Linked DNA regions of Homo sapiens: region 2 is linked to region 1. The links are chromatin loops, found by intact Hi-C in ENCODE. Cell type or tissue: PC-3. All regions are shown on one strand. Links, peaks and the distances in the headings refer to the core of each region. The heading gives the core; the rest is flanking DNA.

Region 1 (15,683 bases), core at 5,031-13,030:
TGTCAGGCACTGTGTTTGAATTAAAGATACAGTAGTGAATCATTTTGGAATATGAAGACTATGAAATACAGACAAAAATTAATTATGTTTTTTGTAGGTCAAACTGTGTGAATACTGGCATTAAAAAAACTTCACTGACATTAAAAAGTGAATAGCCTAAAATTTACCTTCCTTCAGTGACAACTGTAACATTTCCTGATATCTGTTGTGTGTCAAGCAAGTAACAGGGAGGCAAATGGCATGTTAATAACATTGCTTCAGCATCTCTTCAAGTTTCTATTAAGGCATAAAGGCTAAATCTAGAGTATCACTATGGATTTTTTCTCTGAGAATAATAGCTTAGAATAATTTCCAAACAATTTATGTTTGTGATAGGAAAAAAGATCATAAGTTATTTTGACCAATTAAAAATGTATAGTTCAATTAAGGGAACACCATTAAAAAAAAAAACTTCAAAAATTTCCCAGCATTGTTCTAAGTCAATGTGGATCTGGAAACATTTTCTGCCTCCAGATTCATCTCTGATGAAGTCTGCATCATAGGTTAGGGATGACTCAGATATTCCAACTGCTTCATCGACTGAGTTCACCAACAGCCAGTCCATCTCCTGATTCAATGACTGTTTTCTAATTTTTTGCTAAACATATAAAGCATTTTCATGCCAAAAGTACTTGAGGCTCAGATTCCTGAGATAATAAAATCTTAACTCTAAAAGAGATCACCTTTTATAGATATGATACAATCCCATTTTTACAGCCAATGAAACTAAGGGCAAAGGTAGTTACTGAGGTAGCAATTTGGACATAAGAAAGAGGTAAAATGAACCTCAGATTTGGACAGGAGACTCAAGTCCTGTTCTTATCTTGGTTGCTGGCAACGGTCAGGCACTTACCCTCTCACTGCCTCAATTGTAAAATAAGGATGATGATATCTGACCCATTCATCAACAGAGATGTGGAGAGCATGAGAAAGGTAATCAAAGTAAAGAAAGTACTATGAGTTCATCATGGATTGTCATGCATTCTTTTTCTTTAAATTGTCAGTCAAATTGAACAGCTCCCCAAAATGATACGTTTTGTGGCATGCATACCAATTTTACAGTATTTTTCTGTTTTTTAAAAAAATTTCCTTGGGAATTAATTCTGATTGTTATGTGAGGATGTTAAGAAGCAGGGCGTAGACCTTTCTTTAACAGGTAGGAGAGGACAGTATAGGGAGCTAAATGATTTGCTAAAGACCACATAACCTTCACCTGTTAGTGTGGGGCAATCAAGACTCACCCCTTTGAGAAATGCCAGCATTCCATGACAGAAGGGCAGGCAGGTAATGTGTTTTGAATCACCTGCTCAAAGATTGTAAAGATTGTTTTAAATCTTCTAAGATTCTTGGAAGACAAAAAGTCTACAAGCAAAAGCAAAAGTGCAAAAGTTGTGGAAAAATTCATGAAAATGTATCATTTTAGCCTCCCAGAGCCCCACCACCCAGGCTACCCCACTACTTCTCGGACCATGTCAGGGATCAGTCCCCTCCTCTCTGCCTGAGTGGACTGGAGGCTGCCTCTGAACCCGGTCCCACCTCACCCCTGAAAAACTTATCAGTCTAACCCTTGCTCGCCTTGCCTGGGTGTCCTGTATACCTAAAGGGAGGCACAGACTGTGGAGTAATAACATTTGAGAATGGAGCCAGGGTTGACTTTTTTTCTGCTTCACCAGCCAGATCCTGGTTTCTTTCCCAGATTTGCCATTAACTTGCTGTGTGTCTTTAGGGAATGCATGGTTTTAACACTTCTGATCTTTACTTCCTCATTTGTGTGAAACAAATTGTAAGATCCATCTTCTAGGACTGTATATTAAATAAAACAAAAAAATGTAATAAGCTTAACACAGTGCTTGTACACTATAAACCCTGAATACATGATGTTGTTTTTCCTTCTTAATGTTTATTCCTTTCTTCCAATTTTTTTATTTTCTTTCTTCCTTGCATATTCTCTTTCTTCTTTTCACCTATTTAGAGCTGTACTTTTTTTTTTAGAAGTATACCTTATATTTTATCACATTTTATGTCTGAAATACCCACACAAATAATTTCCTAAGTAGTCAGGCTTTTAATAATAGCTAACTTTCATGAACGGGGGACAGGGAAAGAGTTCTTTCAAATCACAAGAAAAATTCTTTCAGAGTTGCTACTTTCCATTGTTGGTTTAAAAATCAAGTTTAAAATATAAGTATTTATTGTAACTATACACATCCACACACATATGTAGACATGCACATACATATTTTTTATTTTTCACATGTGACTAATACATCCTAATCCAGCTCTTTCCTTGTGGCACTTTCCACAGTGGGATTCTTCATTTTTACCTAAAGTTGTAAGGATTTGTAACTGCTGTACATGCTGTTAAAAAAATCAAATGACTTTTTATAACCAGGGTTAAACATGCAAATATCATTCATGTGTTCCTTTTTATAATCACATGGCTAATAACTATTTTGAATAGTTCTCAGTCAAACCTTCCTCATTTTTTAGTAATTGCAGCTATAATAATTTTAAATAGCTGCATTATCTGCAGTAACTTTCACCATCCCAGTGCAATATTTTTCATAGTAAAAATATCTGTCTCAGGTATTGCTTACTTTAGTTTTCTTTTTTTAAAATCTTGCATAATTAAGACGTTAGAAAAGCGCTCTGATTTCAGTTGGTTTCTCAGATACATGAAGTATGGCCAAGACATTAAGTGAGTAGGACTCTAGGTTTCAAGATAAATATTCCATGGATGTGTGGCTCATCAGCCTCTTTGTAATTTTTCAATTAGATGAAGTAATTTTAAAAAGTGTGTGAGACTATCATGTTAACCATTGATTTCCAAGAGATACACGACAATTCATCTCTGTATTAATCTAAAAATTAAAGTTTTCTGTTAAAAAGATATCTTACAGATTTCCTTTCACTTTAATACACATTATTTTTTAATGCATTTACAGAAAATGTGGAAATGTACATCGGTTTCCACAGAACGACTGCTAACCCCCTCTAAGCTCTAAAAGCCTTTTAAAAAGGACAATTATTAATGGCACCCAAATTCAGGAGATTGTTGACTTACTGGTATACAAATACATGTCTGTGTTCAGAGGAAGCCTGTATTTTTTAGGACAATTCCCTTTACCACACACACAGATGGGAGCAAAGTGGGAGGTAATATGCAATGAAACAGCCACTGAACGACCAAGCATACCCGCTTCACATAAATACAGCCCCACTGTATTTAACTCCCGGGAGAGTCTAGCATCGCAGCTAACAATGGATGAAACCACGGACCAGAATTCCAAGTTAGAATGCAATATACAGAGGGTGTAAATATACTACAGTGTTCTACCACAAAAAGATATATGGTATGTAACTTATTTAGAGCAGTTTCAAAGAAGTCGACAAAGTAGGAGTTACATTAGTCTCTGTACAGCACAGTCTGCTATTACCAGTCAATAGGTACAAATTTCTGTAAAATTAAGCAACATTCTTACCTATGGTGGTCAGATGGTATTTGATTGTTTTTTAATTTCTTTTCATCTGGAAATCCCATCTAAGGGAACCCTCATCCACCCATGAAGCTTCAGACCTCTCTGCCAAAGGTCTCTTCCCTTGTATCTTTAAAGGAGTGGTTTATTTTTACTATTTTTACCACGTTTTTTTTTTACAGTAACACTTTTTAAAAAATCCATTACCACCTAATTAAGGAAAGAAATAAAAGTAGGACATAAAAGTCAAGTAAATAGTAACAAATATGGGTCTCTATCAATTTCAATAAGCCAGCGAATATAGAAGGAAATATATATCCTTCTCCTTAAACACTATCTTAAGAAAGTAACATGTAAAATATTTTTCATGTTAAAATTTAGCATTATAGGAAGCATGACAACATTCTGAAGGTTTTACCTGTGGAAGAAAAACAACAACAAAACAACAACAACAACAACAACAAATATCCGAAGAAAGAGTTAATTCACAAAGACCTAAAGATGAATAGTCTTCTTCACATTTGTATTAAAATCTTATCATCCTTCTTTCCTCAGAAATCTTTTCGCCTTATTTTTTTCCCTACTATTTGGAACAATCTATTTCTCTGCCCAAAAGATGGAGAAAATGCTAAAAACGCTGGTTGATGGGCAATAATGAAAAATAAACTTTCTAAACATGAATAACTTGTTTTCCATAACACAAAAGATCAAGAAAATGGTAGGAAAAAGCAAAAGCATGTGCTACACAAGCTCAACTGTCATATTAGCTACTAAACACATATCCCTTCTTTTCTTGATATTATTAACTATAGGTTTTCTAATAAATTCTTAGCAACCACTGCGTCTAAGCAGTTTTGACAAAAAGAAGGCTTATTGCTAAACACCTTAAAAACATTTACCAAGGTAATAAAAGAAATGTCATTCCCTCCTACTGAATGTTTGGGCACAAAAGAGGTATTTTTATAACGCAGTTCATGATTTACCATATCTATAGTGTCCAAAAAAAGCACAATGAAAAGGAAGCATTTTTCCAGTGGTTTGACAACTGTTTGAATCAACGGTTATGCTTTTATTACACTAGTGGCCAACTGCTCACTTTTAAAAGCACAGGAGGGGAGGGAAACTGGGAAAGAGATTGGGGGGAAGGGTAAGTACTCTTTTCTAAAGATATTTTCTAAATATCCTTTTCTGTGCAACTACAGTTAAGTAATTTTTTTCCTGTGCATCAATCTGTAGCCAACTTGGAGGCTACATCCTGAATGCTCTAAACAATTAAGCTTTCCCTTAATTTTTCCTCAAATTTTCACATGTGAATCATTCATTCACCCATCAAATATTTATTGTGTGCCTATTTTGTGCCAGGCACTTTGCTAGACTGGGTTATTGTGTTTTAATAGACAATTGTCAAATAACCACTTTTTGTACAATTCTGTGGATGTGGTCTTCCAAAGGTTAAAAAAGAAGCTGAGGAATGTGATAATCAAGGGAGGGCTGACAATCTGAATTTTTTTTTTTAAGTCACAAGGGTAACTTTTTTTTTTTTTAAATCATACTAGAAGGTGTTCACTTTCTTATTTATTTATTCACTTTGAAAATATTAGTTTATGTTCACTTTCTATCTAAGGGACCTTAATGCTGAGACCAATACAAATAAAAAATTTAATCTGAATTGAGAAACTATTGGTTGACTATTAGGAGAAAGAGCTTAGAAATGGGCCACTGATTTATCTACTAGGTTAAAAGTATGAAATTGCTTTTACAATGTTAGCAGTTTGGATATTTCTTAAATGATAAGTAACTCATGCTTTAAAATTTAAAAGATGTTCTGATAGCTGACATTCTCAAAAATTCATGTAAGCTTTCCTTGAAAGTGAAATATAATGATTCATTCACTTCCTCGCTTTTCAAGTCCGACCTACGTGGTGTATAAATATTTACACAGGAAACATGAATAAGCAGATATTTGATTATGTATTATATTTTAGATATGCCAACAGTAGCACACATACACATGTAAGAAACAACTCCATTCTGTACAGGCCCGGGTTAATCTCGATTCACAGATGATTGGAGAGACTTCACATTTAGCTTTTAAAGCTGTGATTTGAGGCTACTGCTCTAAGCAGCAATTTTTCAAGATAAAATTTAGCAATTTTGAAATTATAGAACTAAACACAATTTTGTCAGCCATAAAAAAATTAACACTATAATTAACAACTGCTTCATAATCCAAACTGCCATTGAAGATGACAGTTTGAAACCACAGAAGAATCATGAAGATGATTAGTTATACAAACTGGTTCTTCTTTCAGAAGGTTTATATTCATAGATCATTTATCACCAAAATGAGAATATATGAACTTCATTGAATTTTGAAATTACTATACACACATTAATTTGCTGTTTATAATATTAGATATTAGGGCTTTCTTTTCATTGAATCAACTACTCCATAATACATGAAGTCATAAGTATTTCTTTTCAATTCAGAAAAAACATTTGCTTGAGAAGATATTAATCCTATAAGTCCATTTTCATATACTAATGCTACCTGAATAAGCACACTATTTATATAATAATTAGTTTAATCATGGTCTTTTACATATATAATTATCAAAGTGAAAGCCACAGCTATTACACGTACTATAAGATGAATACTTACAACATTAATTGGAATTAATTGCGCCTTTTCTTTTTTAAATTAAGCACTTTTCCCAGAAGAAATAAAGTTAATACCAAAATTACAATCATAGATTTTACCCAAAATATTTAATTTCAAATACATATAATTTGTTATGACAAATGAATTAATATATTATTTCAAAGTGGCTTATTTTACATAATTATATTTATTAGCATCTCAAATCTGCCCATGCAAATATATCTTGGTGCCCCTTGACTTAATAGCACAGCATTGGGGCTGTAACACTAAAAATTCAAGTAAAAACTGAAAAATCCAGTTGAAAAGCTTGATGCTTTGTTCTTATGCCATCAACTGCTATCTAGATGTTATCGACAGAACCAGGTATTTGGATTTTCACATTTTATCTGGATGTTTGGTATCACTGGAAGAATTTACGCCTAAGTCTTTTCTTTTTCAAGGAGAGAAAATCAAAGGAAGTATTTGGTATCAGCTAAAGAAAATAATATTGTTTATCCACCTAAGAATAAGCCAGTACTTGCAAAGGCCTTCAAGAATCTAGGAAATTAATGGCCACACTCATTTAATGAGAAACACCAGTGATTCAGATGATCATACCTGGATCTTGCTAAGCTGAGACCAACTGTGCTCTTCTGGAGGCTGCAAAAACCGAGCCATGCAATCAGGTTTGCCTTGCTCAGGGGACAAAGGCCTTCATAAAGCACGGTTATTAAAACTGGCTGATTGCAAATGCAGTTCTTTTTATTAAGGGACTCTTGTTTGAATTAACCTCCCAAATCTAAGTTTAACTTTTCAATTTTGTGTTTCGTATGCCCACTTCCTCAAGGAGGAGAATTATTTATATTCAAGGCACAGGCTGCTTATGGAGAATTGATGTAGGCCCTGTATTACTGGAAAACATGAAGGAGTTCCACAAAGTACACTATTATTGCCTAAGTGTGATTCCCCTTAAAAATCATCATTGTATTGTATTTATTTTGTGTTACTCAAACCCTTTTTAGCTCCCAGTACTTCCAGTTTATCACATGCCACTACATCAAACTACTGTTGAAAGCATAAAAAAATGGCCCATTGAATCTCTTTTTTTTATTCTTATTCTTGCTGGCTATGAAACTATTTGAGGCACTTGTTAACAGTTCTTACATGTAACACCTTGACCATCATTCTAAAATATATTGTGTAGGCCATTCTTCCTGTTGGCGTTACAAATAAACTTTTCTCTCTTGATTTTTCGTTTTGGCTTTAAAATATATTCAAATGGACATTTAAAATCATGTTTTACTTTTTTGGCAGTGTTACATTTGATCTCTCATGTTAACCCACATCTTTCTTTTCCAAGAATTTTTCAAAGCCCATATATCCAATGTCAAATGTATTATACTTATTGAAATTTGTAATGAAATGAATACTATTCTTTTGGCCCCCAAATAGTCGTATCAAACAAGCTATTTGAAATGCTATCAAAGTTCAGAGTTCAAATTTAAAGATTTATGCATATTTTCTTAGGTAACTAGTGAATAGGATACCAAATCAATAAAGCTAGGATAAGATTTGTCCGTCTCTCAAACCATGGTTTTTAAGTTTCCATTTTATTCTTCAAATCCTACTTTGAGCTGAAAATGATTCTGTAATTTTATCATTTGACTACTGTAAAATATAATCAGGGATTTGAAACCTGTGTGAATTTATCACAACTGAAAACAAAATCTTCCCTGGAAGAGGTTAATGGAAAAAGAAATAATAGGAGGTGGAAGATAAACTGCTTCTTTCAAAACTGGAGCTGCAAACAGCATTCTAACTAATTCAGATAAGCAGCAAACATAGTTGTTAGGGGATATTTATGACAGCTGCATCTGTGTGACAGCACTGAAGCCTTAACAATGGCGGTGGGCTTTCTATAAAACACATCTGCAAGAAAGACAGGTAGATAGGCTGGCTATCAATCATCAGGACACGTGAATAATTCTATACATACTGGCCTATGTGCTGTTGAAGTCAGCTCTATATGCATAGAAAAGCTTGCTCTTCAGTAATGGAGACATGGCAATGAGTCGTTTTTATTTTTAATTCTTTAAAATGTGTGTTCATACATCATTTGAAAAAAAATCCAACAATAGCTCTGTTTTCAGGTATATTAATAGTTAATTTTTGACTTATTATCCTACCCATGTTTCATTTAATTGAATGGAATCCTTCCTACAATCCAAAACAAACAAATTGCAAGCCATAGTTTGGAGATTTCTCAAAACTTATTCAGAAGCTAGGCTCATTTTTAATTTTGAATCTCAGAAAATTTAAATGGTGCATGCAACCACTGTCTATGTAAGTAACTTTTGAAGGCACAAATAGAGTAAAAATTATAGCCAAATAATAAAAAGGGGTCTTCTCTGTCTTTTGTCAGATTCAGATTCGCATAACTTCCATTTATGCTAATGGGAGTTCAGCACCTGCTCTGCAAAGAAAATAGACCCCTATCTGTGAAAATAAATGTGTACAGTGTATTTTCCAGATATAATGCTGAAATCAAACAACCAAAAATGTGTGCTATATAAACACAGCATCATGTGACCTACCTGAAAACATTGCTGTTTTATATTTTACCTCTTGAGTCATAGGCTGTGGGATATTACTCATGTCTTTGTCATTTAAATGTAACAAAAAGAAAAAAAAAAGGGAGATGGACAAACTCAGTCTGGTGATTTCAGTGAGCTCATACACAATCCTGTGTTTACCCCTTCAGAAGTTCATAATAAATTGCACCACTAAATCTGGATTCAAGCCACTGTGCTCTCTGCTATCATCTTAAAAGTCATAGAGGATAATTGTACATAATAAGAGAAAGGCATGGTCATGGGGGTACTGAGCTGGGGCTCCCTGCAGCAGCTGCAGCCTCAGCTGGGACAGGAGATGAGGCAGATGACTGTCAGTGACTGGTAACACCAGAGTCCCTTTCTGCAATGCCCTAATCAGGGAGTGCCAGGGCTCACAGGAAGGCAAGACTACCTGGGCTTGAATGGAGATGTTTCCATCAGTGCTCACAGCAGTCTCTCTTCAGGGAGTTCTCAACAATGGTGTGGACAGAGAAAGCCTGTCCCGCTCCACTCCAACTGGGGTAGGCATCTCAGAGATCTTTCCCCAAATTATATTATTAATATATTTTCAGGCAAAATTATGATGTGATCAAAAGAGGGTTGTGGGAGGTGAATTGGGATCTCCAGTACGGCTTTAGCTCTATATGTACCTTGACGTTTATAATGTAGAGTCGTGGCCCTTCTCATTAAACATTTTTAAGTAGTTTTAAGAAACAGGTAATGAGGCAGGGTGCAGTGGCTCAAATCTGTAATCTCAGTACTTTGGGAGGCCGAGGCGAGTGGATCACCTGAGGTCAGGAGTTCGAGACCAGCCTGGCCAACATGGCGAAATCCTGTCTCTACTAAAAATACAAAAATTTGCTGGGTGTTGTGGCATGCGCCTGTAATCCCAGATACTTAGGAGGCTAAGGCAGGAGAATTGCTTGAACCCGGGAGGCAGAAGTGTGCCATTGCACTCCAGCCTGGGCAAGAGCAAAACTCCGTCTCAAAAAAAAAAAAAAAAAGAAAAGAAAAAAAAAGAGAAACAGGTAATGAGAAGATTGTAGTGTGTCCATCCATTTAACTACATTTCTACAGATTTCTCTTTCTTCCTAATGATCTAGGTTAAGGCCTATTTTTTTTTTTTTCTGATTTGCCTCATGAGTGGCATTAAGAGTAACACTCTAGTTGACAGGACCGGCTAATTTGCAGGGTTCAGTGAAAAATGAAAATGTGGCGTTCCTTCCTGACAAATTTTTAACAATTTTAAGACAATGACCCAAGCTCAGGGCTCCCCTAAGCACGGTGCCCTATGCAATTGCACAGGTCCTATACTCTTCAAGACAGCCTCACTTGTGGAACAAGGTCTTGGCAAAAGCTAGCCTACAGGCCCCTCTTTTCTCCCCAGCCTAAAAAAAAATCTCCTCAAATCAACACTGGGAGAATGAATATGAGATGTCTTCCCACAGACATGTATTCAACGTACTGAGGAAAATGGACCAACATTGTGTGCTCTAAAAAACCTACCATCTACTTTTTAATACAGATTGTATTACAAAGCTTATCTAAGAGCATTTTGTCTTCTTTCTAGAGGGTTCTACAAAGCAAGGTTTTCTATCTAAAGGCCAGCATGACTGTGGTTATGAGTTTCGTTTTAATAGGGACCAGGGAACCAATTTTGAATATTGGTAGTGGTGGCAGAGCCTACTGGCAATTTAGTCTTCAATACCTTATTTGTTTCTTCTTGAATAGCTCTTTGCTCGACGACCCTTCCTGCAGTCAGTCATGCACCAGCCTTAGATCAGACCTCTAATTCCAAATGTGCCACCCTGCCATGAAGCATTCCATCTGGCCTTCCGCAGTTTAGGTGATTTGGAAGGCTGAGAAGGTACTTGTCTAGAGGGTGCACTTCTCTTTAAGCACAGTTATGTTCTGTCAGTTCTGGGCTGGTGAACGATCCTATAGTAATCACAGTAATGGCAGCATTTGCCCTTAAGGGATCTACCTCTTTCAGAAGTGGGCTGCAGCTAAGCCTCAGATGTAGGGAAGTCATTTTTCCTTTTAGTACATTGTACCTCTACAGACGAGGTCTTCAGCGATTTAGAATAAAGCTTTGTGGTGACAAAGAGAAACACAAAAGTTCCCCTTCTACCCAAATAAATATAATTTATAAAAATACTTATAAAACCACAGTTAAGGCAATTATTTTGTTAAGTCTGAGTTTTTCTGAGCTATAGATTGCTTTGTATATGATCAAACAATACCTAAAGAACTCTTCAAGTGTATAAGCTTATCCTGATTTTCGGTCATTCAGAGAAGGGCTAGAGATTGTAATATTACCTACTCTCAATAAAATAGTATATCCTTTCTTTTTCTTGGTAGTGAATTTGTAGGGATAAACAGCCCTACAAATTGTTTGGCCTATTATATGTCACAGAGATTTTTCTATAGCCTGTCTAGACTCCAGACAATAGGCGAGACTGGCCTATAGTTGCAGACATTTCTATAGTCTGTAATATCACTTAGAAAAGTAAGGGCAATAACATAAAAATGAAAACCAGCCTGACCTGCCAGTACGATAGTACAAATATGAGTATAACAACACTTTACAATTTAGAAATGATGATAGCATCCTAGAAAGAAATTTTAGCAGCCACATATCAGCCAAAGTAACTTTTGTAAAATCATATTTACTCACAAAATATGTCATATTCAAGTAATTCTGTCCAAAAGCTGTAAAATCACTTTTATTGCAGAAAATTCTGTATATATGTCATATTGTGTTTCCTTATTGCATAGAGACAGTGTGTATGAATGTATGTGTGTGCATATATATAGTGTGTATATATATAACATTTAAGTCAAAATAAAGACTTTCCAAAAGGCCTTTTAAAATATAAAACAGATTGTTAAACTAATCTGTTTTTCAGTCCTTTTAGAATACAACAAAGAGGGATAAAATAATATTGTATACAATCTTAAGTGAGTTAAGGGACGTTATGTGTATGCAAAGGAGATAGAGCAAAGAGTTTTTAAATTTTATCTATTTTCTGCCATTGTATCTCTGAGCATGTCTTCATGTGTATTTCTCTCCCACAATTACACTTGTTATAAACAAAGGAAAGGAAAAGGAAGAAAGGAAGAAAGGAAGAAAAGAAAGAGAGAGAAAAGGCTTTTTTTTTTTTTAACATTCTCCTTTGCTCTTTTTTATTTTTTAGGAAGTGACCAATAAAGAATATCTGTTTTTGTTATTGTTGTTTAGTTTTACTTTGATGAGGGCCATGAGAAAGATACATTAAACATAAAGAATACTCATTTAAGAAAAATACTGCTGTAACACTACTGGCGGTATTTCCGACTCAGAGGGTATTCTCTTTCCCAAAGACTCCAGACTATATCAATAGTCACCAGACCATTTGCATCTTCACCACTGGGGCCAATATTAACAGAGTTTTTGTCACTGTTGGAACTCAGCTTGTGGTATCAGGAGTAGTCAAGGGGATGTTAAATGAAATAGATAACATGCAGTAAAAGCAAGAGATTTTTTTTTTTTACTTAGAATTATGCATCCAGAATAGAAAACTCCCATTTCTAAAGTCATTCGGTTTTTGTTCCTGGCTGAATTTTAAAAAACACCGTCTAGCTTGTTCCAACATAATCAACTATACCATATAGCAGTATATAATATGTCATCAAAAGTTCCATTGTAGAACAAACCATTTAGGATTGCCAAATTTATAGAATGCTGATTGATGAAACCATAAAGAACCCTTCTCAGTGTGATCAGCTAAACCCATCCACCAGGCACTCACAGAGTACTTTCTAGGTCTAGGATGCTATGCATACAAATGTGGTATATTTTCCCCCTGGAATGCAATGTTAGATTCATATTATGCCAAAATAGCATTACATAACGCTCTTATTTTGTTTTGCTTGAAAGTTCAATATTTTCTTTTTCTTTAAGGAAAAAGTTCCTTACCTCACCAGAAATGAAGGTTTTGGTCAACACTTTCTCATACAGTAAAAATAAACACACAATCTTAAGTACAATTGATAGATAATGTAACATTAAATTAAGATCGTATGCAAATTCAAGGAGATTTGTCTGAAATAAAAGGTGTAGTTGTTTTTTTTTTTCCTTTTTTACATGCCATGACATTCAGGAATACTTTGTGTATCATGTAATAAGACATACTAGAAAGGTATATATCTCATATGATAAATTTGAATACCACCAAGTGGCACAAAATTCTAATTAATCACATTCTCAATTGGCTACACTTTAATGAAAGAAAAATAGTATATATGTTAATTGAACATACCAACCAAAACTCAACTTTTCAATTTTAGCATGATATATTTGGCAAACTTTTCTTTTCTTTTCTTTTTCTTTTTTTTTTGAGATGGAGTCTCTCTGCCACCCAGGTTGGAGTGCAGTGGTGCAATCTCGGCTCACTGCAACCTCTGCCTCCCAGATTCAAGTGGTTCTCCTGCCTCAGCCTCCTGAGTAGCTGGGATTACAGGTGCCTGCCACCATGCCCGACTAATTTTTGTATTTTTAGTAGAGATGGGATTTCACTACGTTGGCCAGCCTGGTCTCGAACTCCTGACCTCGTGATCCACCTGCCACGGCCTCCCAAAATGTTGGGATTACAGGCGTGAGGCACCGCACCCAGCCTCTAAACTTTTCATTCTCATGAAATTAGTGGGAAGTGCCACACTCCATCACAGGATGATGGGACATTCTACAGGACTCTAAAAGGAGCTTAGATTGTTAACTTAAGTGTTCTGTGCATGGAGACAGAAGATCAAATTAGGCCCTAAGGAAGTCTCGCCAAACTAGCATTGAAGTCAATGGAAATTTACAAGCACGTTAGAGAGGGTCCTTGTGGCCTACAAGTTCTTGCTAATAATTTCACTAGGTTTCTAAAGTAGATACACAAGTCAAAACAGTAACAACAACACAAATACACACGTACCTCTCCAACGTCATAGACCCAAATACGGCCTTCCGAGTCCCCAACAGCAACTTCTTTGCCAGCTTGGGCCCAACGAACACGGTTTAGGGCGGATGCCCCCTCAATGGCCACACTTGCTGTTGGAACCTGCCAAAGGGTTCACAACAGAATAAAAGAATCTCTGAATATGAATTTAAATATACAAATTTACAATAATACGTTTAACTGGATGAGTCACCAACTGCCTTCATGTGCATTAAGTAATACACATCCCTTGTGCCGGGGGGAAAAAGGGCTCATTGTTCTTAAATCATATGCTCCACTGAATTAAGGGGTAGAGAGAAGAGACACTTTAACAAAAAAGAAAAGGAGGGAGAGTCTTTTTACATAGTCACCGGGCAGTAAGTGGCATGAATATTTCTTTGGATTATGACAAGTGTACATCCAACAAAAAATACAGGAGCTAAATGGGATCCTTCCCCATAGGGTCATAGTTTATGGACAGATGGAGAGAGACAGATCTCAGGATTTACCAAGATTAAGGATACTAAAAAGGCAGAAAGCAGGTGTATGGTGGAATAAAAAAGTCATATTAATGTGAGTCTTCAAGGAAAAAGTAAACATATGTATTGATCTCTCAAACCTCATCAGGGAGGAGATGATCAGAAGAAAAAAGGAAAACATAAAGATAAAAAAAATTTTTCAAAAAACTCAAATTCTCTCTCTCTCTCTTTCTCTCTCTTTTGTTAAATCTGTCTTCCTCCCTCTGGCAGTACCGAAGTGTAATAAGCGATCCACAACTTTGGCACTGTCTCCAGGGTGACATCGTGATAGAATACAGCCACCCACTCATAGAAAATGCCTTATATCTCCTTTAATAAACACTTCAAATCTAAAAGCATTGATAATTATAACAATAATAATAATTAAAGTGAACTGGAGGTGCTGCAATGGAACCTGTAGTATTTGTTCCAAGAGCCTCAGTATTTGGAAAGACTTTTTAGTGTGTCTACCTCTCTCCCATTATCAGTTGTGTAAAAGCTTGTCTTCAAGGTTAGAAGTTTATAATTGACATAAAGCTCAGATCTCTTGAGCCTTTTACAAGAATGTTGAATAGGAAATGACAACATGCCATTAAGAAAGGAAAAGGTAAATATTAAAACATAAAGAAAAAATACAGTGAAAAGGGGGCCACTAGGATCATCTCATGCCACTGTTTAAGACCTGTGTCTAATAAACATGTCGCATTAGAATGGAAACACAACATGTACTGTGGCTTAGCACCACCGGCATTTTGTTATTCAGGGAATTGAAACCATCTGTTTATACGAAATTATTGACCCAATACCTATCTTTAAAATAGCAATAAAAACTCCATCATATATAAGAATCTATGTTTAAACTTAATCTTGAAATCAATAAAAATTCTTTCACCCGCTTAAATCACTGTATGTCAATTGTGAGCAAAAAAACAAAAAAACAAAAAAAAACCCCAAAAGTCCCCGGCTCATTTATTTTTTAAAAATACACAATTTCTATAATAAAAGTACCTGCTGTGCAAGCTAGAGTCTGAATTTTTAACCAAATCTTTCAGAGGCTGAAACAATGTGAATTTAGATGGATCATAATGCTGTCAATACACTTTATTATGACTGTGCTGCCCAGAAAACAAATCTGTGATTCAACTATAGACTCTTCAAAGTTAATTTTTAATACCATAATTTAGAAGGTTCATACAGGATTCTTGCTTAATTCTATTACCTAATTCCATGAACAATCTGATATTGAATAGAATTAGGTAATCTATGAACAATCTTAAAAATAGAATAAAATGTTTAATCTTAATACGAATATAACAAAAAAATCACTGAAAATAAACTGACATTGTGACACATTTAAAATAATACCTAATACATTTTCAAGAATTTTTATTTGGAATATAAGTACTATAACAAAGTGAAACAATATTTTAAACATT
Region 2 (15,683 bases), core at 4,509-12,508, 460 kb before region 1:
CGCACCGTGTGCGAGCCGAAGCAGGGCGAGGCATTGCCTCACTTGGGAAGCGCAAGGGGTCAGGGAGTTCCCTGAGTCAAAGAAAGGGGTGATGGACAGCACCTGGAAAATCGGGTCACTCCCACCCGAATACTGCCCTTTTCCAACGGCCTTAAAAAACGGCTCACCACGAGATTATATCCCACACCTGGCTCGGAGGGTCCTACGCCCACGGAGCCTGGCTGATTGCTAGCACAGCAGTCTGAGATCAAACTGCAAGGCGGCAGCGAGGCTGGGGGAAGGGCGCCCGCCATTGCCTAGGCTTGATTAGGTAAACAAAGCAGCCGGGAAGCTCCAACTGGGTGGAGCCCACCACAGCTGAAGGAGGCCTGCCTGCCTCTGTAGGCTCCACCTCTGGGGGCAGGGCACAGACAAACAAAAAGACAGCAGTAACCTCTGCAGACTTAAATGTCCCTGTCTGACAGCTTTGAAGAGAGCAGTGGTTCTCCCAGCACGCAGCTGGAAATACGAGAACGGGCAGACTGCCTCCTCAAGTGGGTCCCTGACCCCTGACCCCCGAGCAGCCTAACTGGGAGGCACCCCCCAGCAGGGGCACACTGACACCTCACACGGCAGGGTATTCCAACAGACCTGCAGCTGAGGGTCCTGTCTGTTAGAAGGAAAACTAACAAACAGAAAGGACATCCACACCAAAAACCCATCTGTACATCACCATCATCAAAGACCAAAAGTAGATAAAACCACAACGATGGGGAAAAAACAGAGCAGAAAAACTGGAAACTCTAAAAAGCAGAGCGCTTCTCCTCCTCCAAAGGAACGCAGTTCCTCACCAGCAACGGAACAAAGCTGGATAGAGAATGACTTTGACGAGCTGAGAGAAGAAGGCTTCAGACGATCAAATTACTCTGAGCTACGGGAGGACGTTCAAACCAAAGGAAAAGAAGTTGAAAACTTTGAAAAAAATGTAGAAGAATGTATAACTAGAATAACCAATACAGAGAAGTGCTTAAAGGAGCTGATGGAGCTGAAAACCAAGGCTCGAGAACTACGTGAAGAATGCAGAAGCCTCGGGAGCCGATGTGATCAACTGGAAGAAAGGGTATCAGCAATGGAAGATGAAATGAATGAAATGAAGCGAGAAGGGAAGTTTAGAGAAAAAAGAATAAAAAGAAATGAGCAAAGCCTCCAAGAAATATGGGACTATGTGAAAAGACCAAATCTACGTCTGATTGGTGTACCTGAAAGTGATGGGGAGAATGGAACCAAGTTGGAAAACACTCTGCAGGATATTATCCAGGAGAACTTCCCCAATCTAGCAAGGCAGGCCAACATTCAGATTCAGGAAATACAGAGAACACCACAAAGATACTCCTCGAGAAGAGCGACTCCAAGACACATAATTGTCAGATGCACCAAAGTTGAAATGAAGGAAAAAATGTTAAGGGCAGCCAGAGAGAAAGGTCGGGTTACCCTCAAAGGGAAGCCCATCAGACTAACAGCGGATTTCTCGGCAGAAACCCTAGAAGACAGAAGAGAGTGGGGGCCAATATTCAACATTCTTAAAGAAAAGAATTTTCAACCCAGAATTTCATATCCAGCCAAACTAAGCTTCATAAGCGAAGGAGAAATAAAATACTTTATAGACAAGCAAATGCTAAGAAATTTTGTCACCACCAGGCCTGCCTTACAAGAGCTCCTGAAGGAAGCGCTAAACATGGAAAGGAACAACCGGTACCAGCCGCTGCAAAATCATGCCAAAATGTAAAGACCATTGAGACTAGGAAGAAACTGCATCAACTAACGAGCAAAATAACCAGCTAACATCATAATGACTGGATCAAATTCACACATAACAATATTAACTTTAAATGTAAATGGACTAAATGCTCCAATTAAAAGACACAGACTGGCAAACTGGATAAAGAGTCAAGACCCATCAGTGTGCTGTATTCAGGAAACCCATCTCACGTGCAGCGACACCCATAGGCTCAAAATAAAAGGATGGAGGAAGATCTACCAAGCAAATGGAAAACAAAAAAAGGCAGGGGTTGCAATCCTAGTCTCTGATAAAACAGACTTTAAACCAGCAAAGATCAAAAAAGACAAAGAAGGCCATTACATAATGGTAAAGGGATCAATTCAACAAGAAGAGCTAACTATCCTAAATATATATGCACCCAATACAGGAGCACCCAGATTCATAAAGCAAGTCCTGAGTGACCTACAAAGAGACTTAGACTCCCACACGTTAATAATGGGAGACTTTAACACCCCACTGTCAACATTAGACAGATCAACGAGACAGAAAGTCAACAAGGATACCCAGGAATTGAACTCAGCTCTGCACCAAGTGGACCTAATAGACATCTACAGAACTCTCCACCCCAAATCAACAGAATATACATTTTTTTCAGCACCGCACCACACCTATTCCAAAATTGACCACATACTTGGAAGTAAAGCTCTCCTCAGCAAATGTAAAAGAACAGAAATTATAACAAACTATCTCTCAGACCACAGTGCAATCAAACTATAACTCAGGATTAAGAATCTCACTCAAAACCGCTCAACTACATGGAAACTGAACAACCTGCTCCTGAATGACTACTGGGTACATAACGAAATGAAGGCAGAAATAAAGATGTTCTTTGAAACCAACGAGAACAAAGACACAACATACCAGAATCTCTGGGACACATTCAAACAGTGTGTAGAGGGAAATTTACAGCACTAAATGCCCACAAGAGAAAGCAGGAAAGATCCAAATTGACACCCTAACATCACAATTAAAGGAACTAGAAAAGCAAGGGCAAACACATTCAAAAGATAGCAGAAGGCAAGAAATAACTAAGAGCAGAACTGAAGGAAATAGAGACACAAAAACCCTTCAAAAAATTAATGAATCCAGGAGCTGGTTTTTTGAAAGGATCAACAAAATTGATAGATCGCTAGCAAGACTAATAAAGAAGAAAAGAGAGAAGAATCAAATAGACGCAATAAAAAATGATAAAGGGGATATCACCACCAATCCCACAGAAATACAAACTACCATAAGATAATACTACAAACACCTCTACGCAAATAAACCAGAAAATCTAGAAGAAAAGGATAAATTTCTGGACACATGCACTCTCCCAAGACTAAACCAGGAAAAAGTTGAATCTCTGAATAGACCAATAAACAGGAGCTGAAATTGTGGCAATAATCAATAGCTTACCAACCAAAAAGAGTCTAGGACCAGATAGATTCACAGCCGAATTCTACCAGAGGTACAAGGAGGAACTGGTACCATTCCTTCTGAAACTATTCCAATCAATAGAAAAAGAGGGAATCCTCCCTAACTCATTTTATGAGGCCAGCATCATTCTGATACCAAAGCCGGGCAGAGACACAACAAAAAAAGAGAATGTTAGACCAATATCCTTGATTAACATTGATGCAGAAATCCTCAATAAAATACTGGCAAAATGAATCCAGCAGCACATCAAAAAGCTTATCCACCATGATCAAGTGGGCTTCATCCCTGGGATGCAAGGCTGGTTCAATATACGCAAATCAATAAATGTAATCCAGCATATAAACAGAGCCAAAGACAAAAACCACATGATTATCTCAATAGATGCAGAAAAAGCCTTTGACAAAATACAACAACCCTTCATGCTAAAAACTCTCAATAAATTAGGTATTGATGGGATGTATTTCAAAATAATAAGCGCTATCTATGACAAACCCACAGCCAATATCATACTGAATGGGCAAAAACTGGAAGCATTCCCTTTGAAAACTGGCACAAGACAGGGATGCCCTCTCTCACCACTCCTATTCAACATAGTGTTGGAAGTTCTGGCCAGGGCAATTAGGCAGGAGAAGGAAATAAAGGGTATTCAATGAGGAAAAGAGGAAGTCAAATTGTCCCTGTTTGCAGACGACATGATTGTATATCTAGAAAACCCCATTGTCTCAGCCCAAAATCTCCTTAAGCTGATAAGCAAATTCAGCAAAGTCTCAGGATACAAAATCAATGTACAAAAATCACAAGCATTCTTATACACCAACAACAGACAAACAGAGAACCAAATCATGAGTGAACTCCCATTCACAATTGCTTCAAAGAGAATAAAATACCTAGGAATCCAACTTACAAGGGATGTGAAGGACCTCTTCAAGGAGAACTACAAACCACTGCTTAATGAAATAAAAGAGGATACAAACAAGTGGAAGAACATTCCATGCTCATGGGTAGGAAGAATCAATATCGTGAAAATGGCCATACTGCCCAAGGTAATTTACAGATTCAATGTCATCCCCATCAAGCTACCAATGACTTTCTTCACAGAATTGGAAAAAACTACTTTAAAGTTCATATGGAACCAAAAAAGAGCCTGCATCACCAAGTCAATCCTAAGCCAAAAGAACAAAGCTGGAGGCATCACACTACCCGACTTCAAACTATACTACAAGGCTACAGTCACCAAAACAGCATGGTACTGGTACCAAAACAGAGATATAGATCAATGGAACAGAACAGAGCCCTCAGAAATAATGCTGCATATCTACAACTATCTGATCTTTGACAAACCTGAGAAAAACAAGCAATGGGGAAAGGATTCCCTATTTAATAAATGGTGCTGGGAAAACTGGCTAGCCATATGTAGAAAGCTGAAACTGGATCCCTTCCTTACACCTTATACAAAAATCAATTCAAGATGGATTAAAGACTTAAATGTTAGACCTAAAACCATAAAAACCCTAGAAGAAAACCTACGCATTACCATTCAGGACATAGGCATGGGCAAGGACTTCATGTCTAAAACACCAAAAGCAATGGCAACAAAAGACAAAATTGACAAATGGGATCTAATTAAACTAAAGAGCTTCTGCACAGCAAAAGAAACTACCATCAGAGTGAACAGGCAACCTACAAAATAGGAGAAAATTTTCGCAACCTACTCATCTGACAAGGGCTAATATCCAGAATCTACAATGAACTCAAACAAATTTACAAGAAAAAAACAAACAACCCCATCAAAAAGTGGGTGAAGGACATGAACAGACACTTCTCAAAAGAAGACATTTATGCAGCCAAAAGACACATGAAAAAATGCTCATCATCACTGGCCATCAGAGAAATGCAAATCAAAACCACAATGAGATACCATCTCACACCAGTTAGAATGGCAATCATTAAAAAGTCAGGAAACAACAGGTGCTGGAGAGGATGTGGAGAAATAGGAACACTTTTATACTGTTGGTGGGACTGTAAACTAGTTCAACCATTGTGGAAGTCAGTGTGGCGATTCCTCAGGGATCTAGAACTGGAAATAAATACCATTTGACCCAGCCATCCCATTACTGGGTATATACCCAAAGGACTATAAATCATGCTGCTATAAAGACACATGCACACGTATGTTTATTGCGGCATTATTCACAATAGCAAAGACTTGGAACCAACCCAAATGTCCAACAATGATAGACTGGATTAAGAAAATGTGGCACATATACACCATGGAATACTATGCAGCCATAAAATATGATGAGTTCATATCCTTTGTAGGGACATGGATGAAATTGGAAATCATCATTCTCAGTAAACTATCGCAAGAACAAAAAACCAAACACCGCATATTCTCACTCATAGGTGGGAATTGAACAATGAGATCACATGGACACAGGAAGGGGAACATCACACTCTGGGGACTGTTGTGGGGTGGTGGGAGGGGGAGGGATAGCACTGGGAGATATACCTAATGCTAGATGACGAGTTAGTGGGTGCAGCGCACCAGCATGGCACATGTATACATATGTAACTAACCTGCACAATGTGCACATGTACCCTAAAACTTAAAGTATAATAAAAAAAAGAGAGAAACTCCTGTAGGAAGTGTAGTTAAATGGTAGCCCCAGCTCCCACCCCTCTGAATGTACTACCACCTTCATGGTGAGGCCACGCTTCCCCTGGGCTACTCCCCACTAATGACGAACATGACAGAGTGCTGGCACTGGACCATTCCTGTGGGATGTGAGACTCCTGCGAGGGGCAACCTCAACTCTGTGTACTAGCTTCTTGTGACTGCCATAACAAATTACTGCATATTAGGTGGCGTAAAACAACAGAAATATAGTCTATCACACAGCTTTGGGGCCAGAAGTCTGAAATAAATGTGTTGGCAGGGCTGGTTCCTTCCAGAGGCTCTAGGGGAGAATCCATGTCATGCTTCTTTCCTAGTTTCTGGTGGCTGCCAGCAGTCCTTGTTGATCCTTAGCTTATAACTGCAACATCTACCTCTGTCTTCACATGACCTCTGTGTGTATGTAATTCTTTTTTTTCTTTTCTTTTTTTTTTTTTTTTTTGAGACAGAGTCTCACTCCTCTTGCTCAGGCTAGAGTGTAGTGGTGCTATCTTGGCTCACTGCAACCTCCGCCTCCCAGTTTCAAGCAATTCTCTTGCCTCGGCCTCCTGAATGGCTGGGACTCCAGGTGCACACCACCATGCCTGGCTAATTTTTGTATTTTTTAGTAGAGATAGGGTTTCATTCACCATGTTGGCCAGGCTGGTCTTGAACTCCTGACCTCAAGTGATCCACCAGCCTTGGCCTCCCAAAGTGCTGGGATTACAAGTATGAGCCACTGCACCCGGCCTCTGTGTCTTCTTATAAAGACACTTATCATTTGATTTAGGGCCCACCTGGATAATACAGAATTATCTTGTCTTGAGAACCTTAATTATATCTGCAAAGCCCTTTTCCAAATAAGGTCACATTCAAGGTCTCGGGTGAACATATCTTTAGGGGAATGGGTGGAAGGGTGCACCATTCAACCTATTATGCTCAATGAATTTTGGTAAACGTGGCCAAAACTTCCTCAAAACTGTACTGTTGTCAAAGTCTTTCCTATCTAACCCTCTTCCCTCTCTCCTTTCATGTGTGTCAGACCTGCATTGTCTTAAGTGCTCTCCTGTATATTCCTACTTCCTTTCCTTTTATTCTTCATAAGCATTTCCTCAAATAAATCTCTTGCATGTCTATCTCTTCTTGGTGAGTGTTTCTCAGAGGACCTGAACTGATGCACATAGTATCTGTTGAATGCTTAATACCTGTTTCTGAATGAATATTAGTGCAAGGGTTTCTTCTTTCCATTACACTTCAAAACAGGAATGAACTGAATTTTGTAGACAATATCCTAATTTTCCTGCATCCTGATTCTTCCTTTTTGATCGCATAGGCCAATCATTCTTAATATTTTTCTACTTTCCCGTGTGTCACACTCCTCAGACTGCTGTACAAAAGCAGAGAAGGCAGGGCATAGCTGATCCTGCCTTACTAACTTAAACCCTTTCCTTTTTCCTCTCACTCAAGGAAGCACAGCATAATAAAAAGACTTGGATAATCTGGAGCTACTCTAATTTATTTTTAAAAGCAAATAATTTGTAAATTTTGGACTATTTTCTTATCGCTAGTTATAACTTCTTTCAACACACTTCATAATTGATTCTGACATACCAGTACATTGCAATATCACAGTTAAGAATATTGCTGTAAATACAAGAAAACACAGCCTACAAGAGTGTCCAACAGATGAGTGCAAATAATAAAATCATGCTTTATGAATGGAATCATAAACGATTTTGCAATCAAAATAATAAATGCAGTTCAGAAAATATTAATGCACTTCAGTTGGTAATTGCATTTGCCATTATCAAGTGCTCAGTAATATAGTACTTAGCTATTCTAAAGTCACTCAGGTATGTTAAACAATTAAACATGAGTCTGGGGAATAGCTTTGTTTAGCCTTTTTCAATTATAACCATGTATCATATTCAGTGTTTTCTGTATTAACTCTATGAGACAATAGTATTTTAAAGAATTGTATTACAACAGTTGTAATAGAACAGTTGTACTAAACGACTTTCCCTCACTATTTCTCAAACTTTCTATACTATCTTGCTGAACTTATTTTAATGAATAAATTAAAATATTTAAACCCTAGACATTTATATTAATAAAAACCTAATTTTTAATTCAAGAAAGTCCAGCTTCCAACAATCCCATGTTCTTTAAATAGTGACCACTGACCACCATGACAGTAACTTCATGGCAAAAGTGTGAAACTCTATTTATAAATTAAACCATTAAGTAATACCATTTAGTTACATAGCCGAAATGCTATTGTGCATAGGTAAAAGCATTCTCATCAAACTAAAGCACTTTACAATGTAACAATCTGGACCTGGTTTTATAATGCCACAATCCCACCCCACCCTGTCCATCTTTTTATTTGTTTTTAGGGAAAAAAAGAACTAAATAAGAACATTTGGAAATGGCAGTCAAATTATATCTGGAAATACTTAAGGCAATAACCCATGTGGCTCTAATGTGTAAAAGCATGTCTGACAAGGTATGGCTCAGGTCCTAGAGCAGTGTACCTCCAAGACAATTCAAATATTAGCACCTTTAGAGTACAAAACTAAGATTTGTAAGATGGTGCTTTTAAGTGAGCCATCCTCTTGTGTGGAAAAAGTCTGTCCCTGCTCATATTAATCTAAAGACAAAATTAAAGAACGCTTTTATGAAATTAGTGGGATTTAAGCCACTGGATGAACATAAGAGATCTGCCTCAAGGTAAGTTTCTGTTATTGGACATTCTTGATTGGATCACGAAAGTGCCCTAAAAATCTAAATGTCTGTCAAAGGCCCCAAGTCCTCCGCCTTTTTGGCAGGGGCTCTCAGCAGACATGGTGCTATGGCAAACACTCAAGTAGGGAAACCACCTCAGTTTGCCGGGGACTGAGGGGCTTCTTGAGATGTGAGACTACCAGTCCTAAAATTCGGACAGTCCCAGGCAAACTAGAAAGATTTGGTCACTCTACCAACCCTCATGTTCCTGGACCCCTTTTACTGCTTTTCCAACAGCATATGTGGGATAGTATTCTCAAGGAAGATTTTGATTCAACTGGAGTGGATTACCTCTTGCCAGCAAGACTCATAACCCTGCCACTTGCCAAATATCAGGGGAAAAAATTTCAGAGCTGCCACTTCTTCCCTAGACAGCCCAGGTGTCCTCTGTGACTATCAATACAGTACGAGCTCTGAACTCATGCGCTCCCTGTCTCAATTTCTGCCTCACCTCTTGCCCCAGGCACTGATGTGCTAAGGTTCTGAGTAAACCCCATGGGATTATGGAATTTGATCTGCTTCTGTTGCTGAGCACATATTTTATTTATAATGAGTCATTTGTTCACTTGTTCAGCTCAACAAATATTTGTTGATTGCTAAATATGCGGTAGGCACTCTTCTACTCGCTACAGATACTTTAATGGGCAAAACGGGGAAAGTACCTGTGCTCAAAGAGTTTATATTTTAAAAAGGGAGAAGAGGACAATTAAAAAAACTAAAAGAACCAGATAGTTCGGTTGATCACAAGTTCTCTAAATTCAGTAAAATTCAGTGATTTTCATTAACAATCACTAATAAGTAGCAGTCAGGTTCTCAGACATAGCTGTGGCTTTGGGAGCAAATAATACAGTTCTAAAGTAGGGTTTCTCAGAATTTAGTATACATATAGATTTCCTGGGGATTTTGTTAAAATACAGATTCTGATTCAGTAGGCCTGGGGTGGGGCCATAGATTCTGTTTTCTAACAGGCTTGCAGATGATGTGTTACTCCAAGTCTGGGGACCATACTTTGAGTAGCAATGTTCTAAAGATATTAATAGGGAATTATGCTTGTAAGGGAAAGCTCAAACTATTGGCTCCTCTTAGGAAAGATGGGCTCAGAATGGTCATTGCTCTAGGTCTCCTGGAGAATTCTGGATGTCAGAAGAGACTTGGGATTAAGAATCGAAAATCATGGAAACTCCTGTGAAAATAGGATGTTCTTTCAGAGAGCAGGAAAATCCAAAGCATATTATAACTAACTACAAACATTATGTTCAATTTTTTTATTGTTCATATACTGGCATTTGCTGCATTCAGGCTTCATTTGGAATCTTAAATATCATACCTCATGTTTGAAAGTGAACCAAACACAACAATCCTTTTTTTATTTTTTGCCCAGTGTACCTCCCCATCTCAACTTTGACCTAATACATCATTTTCAAATATAATTTTTATAAACAACAGGATTCCAGTGGTACAAATGGCCTGGTCACCAATCTTTACAGTACACGTCTTACAAGGGGCAACTTAATTTGTGACCCTCTTTTTAACTGAGCTGGGAGAAACAGCAGTAGAGTAGCAGTGAGTAAGCAAGAATCCTGTGTACAGGGAAGATCCGGGCCCAGTGCGGCTCATCTAGGTACCACTTTACAACTCCTATCATCACATCAGCAGAACCACAACAAGCTCTGTGCAAGCCAAAGGGGAAAGTGCCATTGTAAAACTGAAGACAGCTGCTTTCATAATAGAACTAATTGCACACTGCATCAGAGAACCAAATTAGTGGTGAAAACAGTTATAAAAAACGACAGACAGTGAAACATGACTCACTTAGGAACTGCTGCCAGTCAGGCACATTGTCATTGGACACTGTTCAAAAACCCACACCTGCATTTTTTGAATAGTAAACATATAAGATGTAATTACCAGGAAAACATATGCCACTTTTCAAATGTGACAACACTACATTTTTGCCTTTGGACCATGAATGGCATGGGACTAAACTGACCACAATACTCTATTCATTCCCAGGATTTTTCGCAGATAAAGCAAAGCATAATCAAAGCTTACAACCCCCTATTCATACTTAAGAGACTATCTTTAGCCTAAGAAATTTTAAAGGATCTGTTTTGCTGACAGAGATTCCTAAATGTCCTCTAGACCATCAATGAAGGAAACATCAACACTGGAGATATAAGAAGCATCAATTCTAAAATGCATATGCTTATATAGGCTCAGCTTAAAAATTCAAGCTGCAGTCGTTTGGGGTGTCTTCCCTGGTTTCCCTCTCAACTATACAGTAATTGCTGTCTCAATAACAAACAGGTGTTCAGAAAAGACTTCCACTGTTCTTGTAGTCTAAGCTCACATTTCTGCATTCTCAGCTGCAATCTGCATTAGAGAATTTGCAGGTTCCCCATGTGATACATATATGTCCTCATGCCAGCTACAACCGAAAGGATGATGCTTTTTCCATCATGATGGGTAGGTGGCTACCAGTGATGACAAACTCCTTGGCTTCTAATCAACTAGGTATAGAATAATGACCACTGAGAAAATGTGCTTTAGGCTGAAGCATGACAGTTTATCCTTAAACAACAGCTCACACCCTCAATGCTGTTTTTAAATATTTAAATTGTGTTGAACAGCATTCATTCACAAAGAAGGGTGAGTAGAATTTCATTCCAAAACAAATCACAGAATAAAACCTGTTCAATATCCTCATGAAGATCGTGCCGGTGGAATGTTCCAGTGTTGGCTAATGGAGCCCTGAAATTGCTGATGAATTGTATAACTATATAGTGACTAATCCTTCTTTCTCCTGCTCAATTAATTAGTCAAACCTAAACATAAATCCAGAAATACTTGTGAGAACTCTGCTGGTTTTTGTCAACACATAAGAGGTAGGTACTGAAAATGATCATCATTTTCTTCATGTGAAAGATGTGGAGGATTATATAAATATTTTTCAAAGATTGTATTACTTCACAAGTTCTAGAGATGCTTGTGTAAGCAAAAGAAGGTATGTGACAATTGGTTTGAGAGTATGAGGAGTGTGTATTCAGTTCAAGATGAGGAACTGTGTGTAGCATTTTTAAATTTTACTGTAATTCTTTACATATTTTCTTCCCCTCCGATGGTGAGTTCCTTAAAGACAGGAATCATCTTATTCATCTTTGAATCTCCAACATTTAGCAGTAGGTGTCCGATCAGTCTTGGCAGTTGTTGGGTTCTCTTTATCTGAATTTGCCTCATTGATCGCTTCAAGATTCAACATGATTGGCAGGTTTGGCTAAGAAGCAACCCCCTCTCCAAGAAATCAGAGCAAGATTCTTCTCAGAGAAACAGAGAAGCCTGCAGAGCAGCTGCTTAGCTTACAGGCTGATTCAAAGGATGGGGTACAAATATGCAAGCAAATTAGGTTCTTAGGTCTCATTCTTCAGCACCATTTCTGAAGGAAGGAGGAAGAGAATCTTTTAGGCTCTTCAAACTCCTCAGCTGATAGCATTGCTATATCAACTATGGGAATGTAAGCTAGACAATTTGGATCCAAATCTTTTTTCAGCTATATCTATTGTCCAGACTCAAAATGTTAAGCTGGAGGATTTACAGCACAGGATGGAAACATCCATCCTATTGTTTGCATTTATCTGTATGGGCCAAATATGGATAGTCTTTGGAATGTGTATTAAATAGTGAAAATTCAGGGCTCTATGCATAACGCTAAAATAACTGGGATATATGTTTAAGAAACCTAGATTTTTCTGAAAATGTTGAGTATAAAACACTAAGGAATAAACGTATTTGCCAAGCATTGAAAATCTTTCAGAAACCATGTTATCAGCATCTTGTTAGCAATACATAAAACTTAGTGCTAGCCAAGTGCTAACAAATAATCTCTATGCTGGCAGCACACTAATTCCTTGGTCTTAAATTTTTTTTTTCCCCTCATATGGAATGTTTTAGCAAGTTGTTGAGTTTTACTACTTCAGCTTTAGGAACTGCTTCTCTCAATTCCTTTGGCGTTCTGAGCAGCTTGTGATTTCCTTCATTTAATCTTTCTGTGTCCCCCTTAAAAACTATGAACCATTACTCCTCTTTAAATAAAATTAGTAAGAAAGTTAGAATACATGGGACAAAATTTTTGAAATATCAGTTCAAAGAAAGAATAGCACCCATACAACTCCACAACCCCAGGACCTGGGAGTCAGATTTTCTTTGGGATCATAACAAAAGCCCCAAATACCATGAGTGGAAGAACCTAAAAAGGGGTGCATCCACTTCCTGATTCTCCTCAAATCCAGAGGTTTCCATGGGGTCAGGGAAGGCTTTACAAGAGAATGAGCCAATGGTAAGTTATGAAGAAGTGGTTACGAGTAAGGGATCATAAATAAGCCTTTAAAAGACAGCTGACCCTTGAATAACATGGGTTTTGAAATGCATGGGTTTACTTAAACTTGAATTTTCTTCTGCTTATGCTGCCCCTGAGACAGCAAGACCAAGGTCTCCTCTTCCTCTTCAGCCTACTCAATGTGAAAACAATGAGAATGAAGACCTCTGTGATGATTCACTCCCACTTAATAAATAGTAAATATATTTTCTCGTCTTTGTGATTTTCTTAATATCATTTGTTCTCTAGCTTAGTTTATTGTAGGAATATAGTATATTATACATATATAAAATATGTGTTAATCAAGTGTTTATGTTATTGATAAGGCTTCTGATCAATAATAGGCTATTAGTAGTTAAGTTTTGGAAGGGTCAAAAGTTATGTGTGGATTTTCAACTGCAAGGTAGGTCAGTACTCCTAACCCCCATGTTGTTTAAGTGTCAATTGTATGCTAATATTCAGTAACATTAAACATTAAAGATAGTTTATAAGTAAGAGAATAATCAATACTATTTTTAAGGAATTTATTAAACATCTATAATGAGAAAACAAAGATATGTTATTTAAGCAATAGCTTATTTCTCTATAGCGCTTTATAATTATATTATGTTCATCTGATCCTTATAAAAATCCTATTTAAAAAAGCAGGGTAGATATTAACAAATTTTACAGAGGTAGAAACATAGTAGGTGCTCAGTGCTACAACTGATGTGTCATAATTCTCTGTTATTAGAGATGAAAACTTTAAAAAATTAAGTTTATTTGGAACTGAGATGTTTGTGTTAAACATATGCAAAATTTATAATACTAGAAATTATGAAATAAAGGACAGGCTAGCAAAAGTGGTTGTGGAATTGTGTTTTCCTAGAGGCCTTTAAGAACATTAAGAGATTTTCATTTCTCTGTGATGTTTTAACGCTGATGGGCTCATGAATCCACCTTAGCTAGGGATTGGTTCTCCATTGGCCCCTTCCAGAATTTAAACTAATTTGTAAAACTCAGGACTGGCTATATAATTTGTGGGACACTCCTGCTTAGAAATTAAGAATTTCAAGATGGTGATCATAGAGCACTAAGCCAAGCATGGGGCCCAGTGTGAATGCACAGGTTGTGCCAGCTGGCCCTGGTAGCTTCTTAGCTAAATGAAGGGTTATGATCACAAATGCAAATCCAAAGCAATGAAATGTTACTGCTACCACCAAGCATGTGGATTTTCTGATTCATTGATTATATTCTGTTTCCAATCACAAGTCTGCATGTATTTGGTAGTCAATGCAACAAGGTTACTAAGAAATTCTAAAAAACCGAACAGAAACCTGATGAATCCAGAATATGGGAGCTAGGAGTAAGTTATTTCCTTAGGTTAATGCTATGATACATAAACTACTATATTTAGAAAAAAGTGATAATAGAAAATTAAGAAAATTTTCAAATTCACATTGACAGAAAACAAGAAACAATGTAACTTGCACTTAAAGATTTATTGTTAAAAAATATATATTTATTTTATAGACATTTGAAACATTGGACTAAACAGTAAACAGTTTCATATATATATATTTCTTTATCTGTTAGCATGTGCTTGTGAATGTATAGTTGTCTCTCAGTATACATGGGGGATTGGTTCTAGGAACCCCTGCAAATACCAAAATTCAGAATATATAAGTGCCTTATATCAAACAGTGTAGTATTTGCATATAACCTATACATATCCTCCGGTATATGTTAAATCACCTTTAGATTACTTATACTCCCAATAAAATGTAAATGTAAATAGTTGTTATACTTTATTGTTTAGGGAATATGACACAAAAAGTCTGTACATGTCCACAATTTGTTTTTGCAAATATTTTTGATCTGACTGCTTGAATACACACATGTGGAACCCACAAATGTGGAGAGGTAACTGTACACACACAAAAAAATCCATTTCCCATCCTCCACTCCCACCTCTCCACCTCATCTTAACATTGTATTGTAAGCATTTTTATGTCATCATTGAAAACATAATTTTCAAAAGCTATATAACATCCCAACATAAAAATTAAAAATGCAATCCTTTCCATATTCTTGAAAATTTACATTGTAGGGTAATTTTGCCATTGTTTTATTTGTTTGTTTTGCTCTCATAACAGTGGTATACAGATCTTTGTCCATATGAATTGACCTAACTTAAATAAAGGATATTTGAGTTTATGAAGATCCTGATATATATATTATTCATATTTCCCCCAAAATTTGTGGCAATTTAAACTCTCACAAACCATATATGAATGTCCAGTTCCTACACCCTCGTTATCATTAAATATTACCATGTGTGTTTTCTTTAATTTTGCCAATTTCAAAGATAAAAATAATGCTATCTACTTATTTAACAAAGCTTTTTATTAGTACTGAGATTAAATTATATCATTTTTTATTTTCCATTTGCATGTTTTCTATTATGAATCATCAGTTCGTGTCCTTTTTCCTATTTTAAAATCAAGATAATAGGGTTTTCACCCTAAAGACTCTGCCAAAACTTGCAAGAGCTGATAAAAGACTTCAGTAAAGTTTCAGGATATAAAATCAATGTACAAAAGCCAGCAGCATTTCTATACACCAGTAATATTCAAGCCAAGACTCAAATCAAGAAT

What was found. Peaks named below come from ENCODE experiments on the same cell type or tissue, not always from the same donor. Only the 100,000 strongest peaks of a DNase experiment are listed, where the experiment ranks them.
Region 2: it touches region 1 in a loop (5-fold over the local background); 2 of 110 quality-filtered maps call a loop at or near these places.

Annotation. Positions count from the first base shown.
Region 1 is chr7:96,078,532-96,094,214 of GRCh38, reverse strand. It overlaps DYNC1I1 (dynein cytoplasmic 1 intermediate chain 1), which reads right to left. Exons shown (of 17, transcript NM_001135556.2): 16 at 13,727-13,852. Among named protein-coding and RNA genes, the nearest start is that of MIR591, 130 kb to the left of the region's middle. In PC-3, for the core only: no CTCF peak of the experiment used is centred there; DNase peaks (open chromatin) are centred at 5,454 and 8,854; H3K4me3 peaks cover 692 bases; H3K27ac peaks cover 2,165 bases.
Region 2 is chr7:96,542,377-96,558,059 of GRCh38, reverse strand. It overlaps a transcript of SEM1 not described here. Among named protein-coding and RNA genes, the nearest start is that of SEM1, 160 kb to the left of the region's middle. RefSeq lists an enhancer at 1-108. In PC-3, for the core only: no CTCF peak of the experiment used is centred there; DNase peaks (open chromatin) are centred at 9,159 and 10,439; H3K27ac peaks cover 1,866 bases.